2 separate regions of the Homo sapiens genome follow, and region 2 is linked to region 1. Evidence: read pairs that join two places in POLR2A ChIA-PET (ENCODE). Cell type or tissue: MCF 10A. All regions are shown on one strand. Each heading gives the region's core, and the rest is flanking DNA. Links, peaks and the distances in the headings are about the cores only. Region 1 overlaps PELI1 (pellino E3 ubiquitin protein ligase 1). Region 2 has its middle 14 kb from the start of PELI1.

Region 1 (2,922 bases), core at 260-2,759:
GGTGTCCCAAGGCTCCTGACCAGTGAACAAAGATTTGAGAAAGACAGCCAAGCTCATGTTTTCTCCTGATCAAGAAAATCATCCATCTAAAGCACCAGTAAAATATGGTGAACTCATTGTCTTAGGGTAAGGTTTCTCCATTTGATGACACACACAGTTTAATAATATATGCTAACTTTGGCATCTAGGCTAAAAGTACTTTTTTTTTTGGAATTTATATCTTACCTGCTTCCAAAAAGAATTTAAAGCTACAGGTAATGTTACCAAATCAAGAAACTCTTTTACTTCTCATATTCATGCCATCTTTTAAAAGCACTCAAATATGACATAAGCTTTGTCTCACCCTTACCCACAGAAAGGGCAGAGTTTCTCAAAGATGAAATGGAAAGTCCGGGCATGGTGGCTCACGCCTGTAATCCCAGCACTTTGGGAGGCCAAGACAGGCAGATTACCTGAGGCCAGGAATTCGAGACCAGCCTGGCCAACATGGTGAAACCCCATCTCTACTAAAAACACAAAAATTAGCCGGGCGTGATGAGGCATGCCTGTAATCCCAGTTACTTGGGAGATTGAGGCAGGAAAATTGCTTGAACCCTGGAGGCAGAGGTTGCAGTGAGCTGAGATCGCGCCACTGCACTCCAGCCTGGGCAACAGAGTAAGACTCTGTCTCAAAAAAAAAAAAATGAAATGAAATGAAAAATGTTATTTATCCACTGTCACAGTCATTCCATTTGTCTTCCCTATCCCATGTTTTGCCTCAGCTGACTTTACCAAAAATTCCCTTTCCCTTCCCTGCTTTAAGTCATTTCATGTAGGTTAGTCTTCATTTATTCTTTTGCCTCTCTACAGTAGTTATTGCTTTGTGCTGTACATTTGGGTTAAAGGAGTTGTATATGTGTATGGTGACAGCATAATGCCTCTGAAGCCCAGGACCTAGCTACTTCTTAGCTCCTAACGTAATTTCATCCATGTAACTCACAGAAATAGAATCTGAAGATTGAGGAATAGATGATTCTGTTATTCCAAATTATTTCAATTTATTCCACTTAAACTTGCCATTAACTATCAAAATGGAGACACAGTATTAGCCTTTCCTAACTAGAGATCTCAGAAACTAGAAAATTGCTCATTTTAGGCCAGGTGCAGTAGCTTATACCTGTAATCCCAGCTTACAGGTGGGAGGCCTAGGTGGGCAGATCACCTGAGCTCAGGAGTTCGAGACCAGCCTGGCCAACATGGTGAAACCCCATCTTCACTAAAAATACAAAAATTAGCTGGGCATGATAGTGCATGTCTGTAATCCCAGCTACTTGGGAGGCTGGGGCAGGAGAATCACTTGAACCCAGGAGGAGGAGGTTGCAGTGAGCTGAGATCAGCGCCACTGCACTCCAACCTGGGCAACAGAGCAAGACTCCGTCTCGAAAAAAATGAGAAAAAAGAAAATTGCTAATTTTATTTTCCCCCTACTGTTTCCCTCCTTTTGCCTAAAAAGCAACTCTAGATATTGCGGTATGTTTGAGAGTCAGGTTGTTAAAGTGAGAATGCGTTGTTTCAGTTGAGATAGTAAGAGAAACTGGGGAAATCATATGGAGTTACTGAGCTTGACTGGATGTTAGGAATCCTAGAATCCGGTGCTTGTTCAGCACTGCTAGCTGTGTGACCTTGGGCAAGTCACTGAACCATCCTGGGCCTTAGTTTCCTTGTCTGTAAAAATGACAGATAAGATCATCTAAGGCCCTTTGAGACTTAAAATTCTTTTCTCAGAAACAAAGCTTTAAAAGATCATAAATTTAGCATAGTAACTACAGTATTAGAACTTCAAATCACATAGATTTTAATGGTATCAATGACAAACAGCTCTTAACTACCAAAAACTTTTCCAGATTAAATTCTTCTAGCAGGAAATTTGAGAGTCATTTGAAGAATAGTTTAATATTTAGCTTAGGGTTTTAAACCGCCAGTCTTAGCCTATGGGTTCCTCAGTTAATCATTAGCAACAGTAATTGTCTCTGTGTCTGGTACTTGGTGTCTTAAAATGCAGATAATTTTTCTTCTCAACCCTCTAGAAGTGAAGCTGGACAAGGTTTCATGCTGTTGCTGCTTAGAAAAGAGCTTTGAACTACAGGAACGCAATGTGGGACTAAAGAGCAAGATCCAGAAGTGGGATGAGTCATGCAACTCAGAGGACAGTAGTGAAGGGGCAGTGAGGAATCGACAGAGGGTCTGGGGGCAATACAAAGCCTAAAATAGCTAAAATAATTATTAGCTAAGGGGCTGTACTTTGGACTTACAGCAAGGCTAGCAACATTACCAAGGGCTTTCTCCAATACAAAGTATTTTATTTTTTATAAAGGGTCAATGTAGTTTCTATATATGGCAGTCATTGAGTAAACTCTCTTCTCAGCTTTAAAACATTCTTCCTTGCCAGCCACAATTACAGGCCATTTTATAATCACTTCCTCCTCCAGCCTCAAAACTGTCCCTGTTCCCTGCTTCCTTTCCCCCTAGATTGACCAACTACATATGGTAGATCATCAAACCCAAGATTTGTCAGGGGGCGGGGGCAGGGGAGGTGGACGGTGAATGAGGAAAGATTATTATTAAGCTACTGCTCATGCCTCAATGAAGCAGTAAAGAATGACATAACCACATGACAAACATACTTAAATTCAAATTCTGGCTTTGCCAGTGTCACTTCAGAATATAATTCTTCTGAGTCTGTTTCCTAATGTACAAAAATGGGGACAGTGATTTCAATCTAGTAGAATTTTTGCAAGGGTAGATTTAGTGAGGTGATGTGTATGGGATAGCATTCAATAGTGCCTGGTACATAGTAAACACCCAAATATTTTTATTTTGTTTTTAACTTGTTTCCATTGGTTTAGTACTTGCTTACCTTTAGGATGTATATGTGTGTGTGTG
Region 2 (2,922 bases), core at 174-2,673, 51 kb before region 1:
TTTGTAAAATGAGGGGAGTCATAATACTTACCTCAGAGGATAAAATCAGTTGCTTGTGGAATTATCCCTCACACATAGTTAACACACAATAGATGTTAGAATCTGTAATGAATGGAAAATTTTTGTTGTTTCTAATCTTCTATGGCCCGAGGAATGAAATAATCAGGTTTCTTTCAATGAGTTTAAAACATAATAAATTTTTCTATTAATCAAGTTTCTGAGCTTCAGTATATAGCTTTTTAAACCTTTTCTTTTTTTTTTTTTTTAAAGCAGCTCAGAGGTTTTACTTTGACTTCTGGGTTAGTGAGTCCTATTTTGATTGCTGGATAAAGATCTCAAGGTAATTGGGATTTTTACCACATAGAACTGCGAGATAGCCTTTTTTTCTTTCTTTTCCTTTTTGTTCTGTTTTGTTTTGAGACAGTTTCCCTCTGCTGCCCAAGTGGGAGTGCAGTGGCATGATCATGGCTTACTGTAGCCTTGACCTCCCAGGCTCCAGCAATCCCCTCACCTCAGCCTCCCAACTAGCTAGGACTACAGGCATGTGCCACCACACCCAGTTAATTGTTTTTCTTTTTTTTTAGAGGCAGAGTCTCACCACATTGCCCAGGCTGATCTGGAACTCCTAGGCTCAAACAATCCTCCTACCTTGGCCTCCCAAAGTGCTGGGATTACAGGCGTGAGCCACCATGCCTGGCTCTTTTTCTTTTTTTCTTACTATATGATTGAACTCCATTTTTTTCTGTTCCACTTGTAAAGATAGATTTGCAGTTTTATGCTAAGCCAACCAGTTTGCCTGTGTTTCCATGTACAAATGTTTGCCTTTTATTCACGGATAGCCAACCGTATCAATAGCCAAGTCCATAGTTCACCATGTTATCAGTAAAGCCGTGATATTTATAAATCTTAACACCTAACTCATTTCATAATCTACTAAAACATCAAATATTTATATTATGTATTCCATTTCCTTGTGTCAATTATCACCTATTTATCTTCAACTACTAGCCCAGTCTAATCCTCTAGCTGAATAATCTGTTGGAATTTGGAAATGGAGAGTAAAAGATGAGGGTAAATAGCTATTGTTGAGTAGTGAATAGCAACAACTTTTTTAGGATAGCAAAATTATCTCATAAACGTTACATATTCATGGTTCTAATTGAACAATGAAATCTAGCAATTGAATAAACAAATGTTTTAACTGAATCTCAAATTACAAAAGGGCTTATTTTCTTATTTTGTATCAGTTTCACTGCTCTATACCTATAGAACAAGGTTTCTATGGTTCCTTTTTATGCTTATTTATCAAGACATAATATGACCATTGATTCCAACATTAGTAGCATTCTAATGGCAATTTTTTCTCTCTGTTGTGTCAAAAGTCATACATAAGCATATGTATCTATGCTGTCATTCTCTTCTGTTCCCTGGACATTTTTGGTTACCCAAGCAATCTAAGGGACTGCTTGAATTACACATTTGTTAGGGTTGGTTGGCCAGGATTTAGGTGTAGCATGCTAGAGACTAGAAATTCTAAAACTTTCCCACACAATGGAAGACAGCTTGGGGGTGAGGGAATTCTTGGCAGTATCAGACTTTCCCAGAAGGCATTTGGCATTTGCTCAGTGATTGCAACATAGCAGACACTTTTCCAAGGGGAAAGGTGAGATGCAATAATGACTGCCAGCTAAACACCATTCCCAAATCTTAACATTACACACAGTCACTAATCTGGCCCTTTGTTACCTCTCAAAGCTGTACATGGGGACCTGTCTTCAGAGTAATTTGACATGTTCTGATTTTATTATTAAGTATCAACTAACAATGGTCTGCAACCCCTAGCCCAGGCTGATACTCCAGTTGAATAATCTATAGGAATTTGGAAATGGAGAGTAAAAGATGAGGGTAAATAGTTATGGTTGAGAAATAAATAGCAACAAATTGCTCAAGATAGTAAAATAATGTCACAAGTGGTAATATATGATTGTAATAGAAGAATTAAATTTAGAAATTGAATAAACAAAACTTCAAGCTGAACCTGAATTTATGAAAGGGCTTAGTTTCTTATTTTATATCAATCCTACAACTTTTATGAACAAAACAAGTTTTTCACTGAATTCTGTTTTATTCTTATCAATCAGTAAAACTACTTCTGAATGATGGGGCTTTCTTGGATGTCTAGTCTTCTAAGAGAAAAAAAATCACTTCTCACAAATTTCCTAAATATTAAGTCTGGTCAGTGAGAAACTAAAATGTAGGTATATATCATAGTGATGATAATCTGATTAGCCAAGTTGTTTTCTTTAAAAATACATACTCGTGGGCTTTTCAACACCTTTTCTCCCTCCATATGAAGGGACTTTTTAAACCGTCTTCGTATAGTCTTTGAAATTCTTATATCCAGATAAAACTGGTGAGTGCAAGCAAAATATCCAATAAACAAAGAATTGAGACCCAGGCTATGGCTTAAGGCATGCTGTTATAAGTTCTCAATGTAAGAACATCTTAGGAGTGGGGATGATAGGAGAGCTTTATAGGAATTATGGTTTGAGGTTGGGAAGGAGACTGGATTCTGTCAGCATAGAGATGTAAGTATTGTGGTCAAGGATCCCAAGATAGTGGTAGGATAGCTCTATGACTTGACTCCAAGAAGTATCTTAGGTTGGGTATCTGAGCTAGAGGGAAATTTTAAGGGTGAGAGTGGAACAAAAGTCAGGTGACTTATTTTCTGTTGTCATCGTCAAAGAGAATAGTAGTAGAGGTTAGAGGTTGGAAAAGGTAATTGTGATGCTAGTATTTGGAGAATATGATCTTCATCTTATGCATTTCTTGTAGTATCCCTGATAATGTTCTTCAGTCCAGCTCTTGCTTAGTAAGTCAAATACAGAGCAAAAATATATGACTACAATTTATAAAGATCTT

What was found. Peaks named below come from ENCODE experiments on the same cell type or tissue, not always from the same donor. Only the 100,000 strongest peaks of a DNase experiment are listed, where the experiment ranks them.
Region 2: POLR2A ChIA-PET joins it to region 1 with 5 read pairs; 16 of 35 experiments call an interaction of 5 or more read pairs at or near these places.

What each region holds. Positions count from the first base shown.
Region 1 is chr2:64,105,444-64,108,365 of GRCh38, reverse strand. It overlaps PELI1 (pellino E3 ubiquitin protein ligase 1), which reads left to right. Exons shown (of 7, transcript NM_020651.4): 2 at 1-126. The coding sequence starts at 56. Among named protein-coding and RNA genes, the nearest start is that of PELI1, 38 kb to the left of the region's middle. In MCF 10A, for the core only: no CTCF peak of the experiment used is centred there; no DNase peak of the experiment used is centred there.
Region 2 is chr2:64,156,671-64,159,592 of GRCh38, reverse strand. No RefSeq gene overlaps it. Among named protein-coding and RNA genes, the nearest start is that of PELI1, 14 kb to the right of the region's middle. In MCF 10A, for the core only: no CTCF peak of the experiment used is centred there; a DNase peak (open chromatin) is centred at 1,602.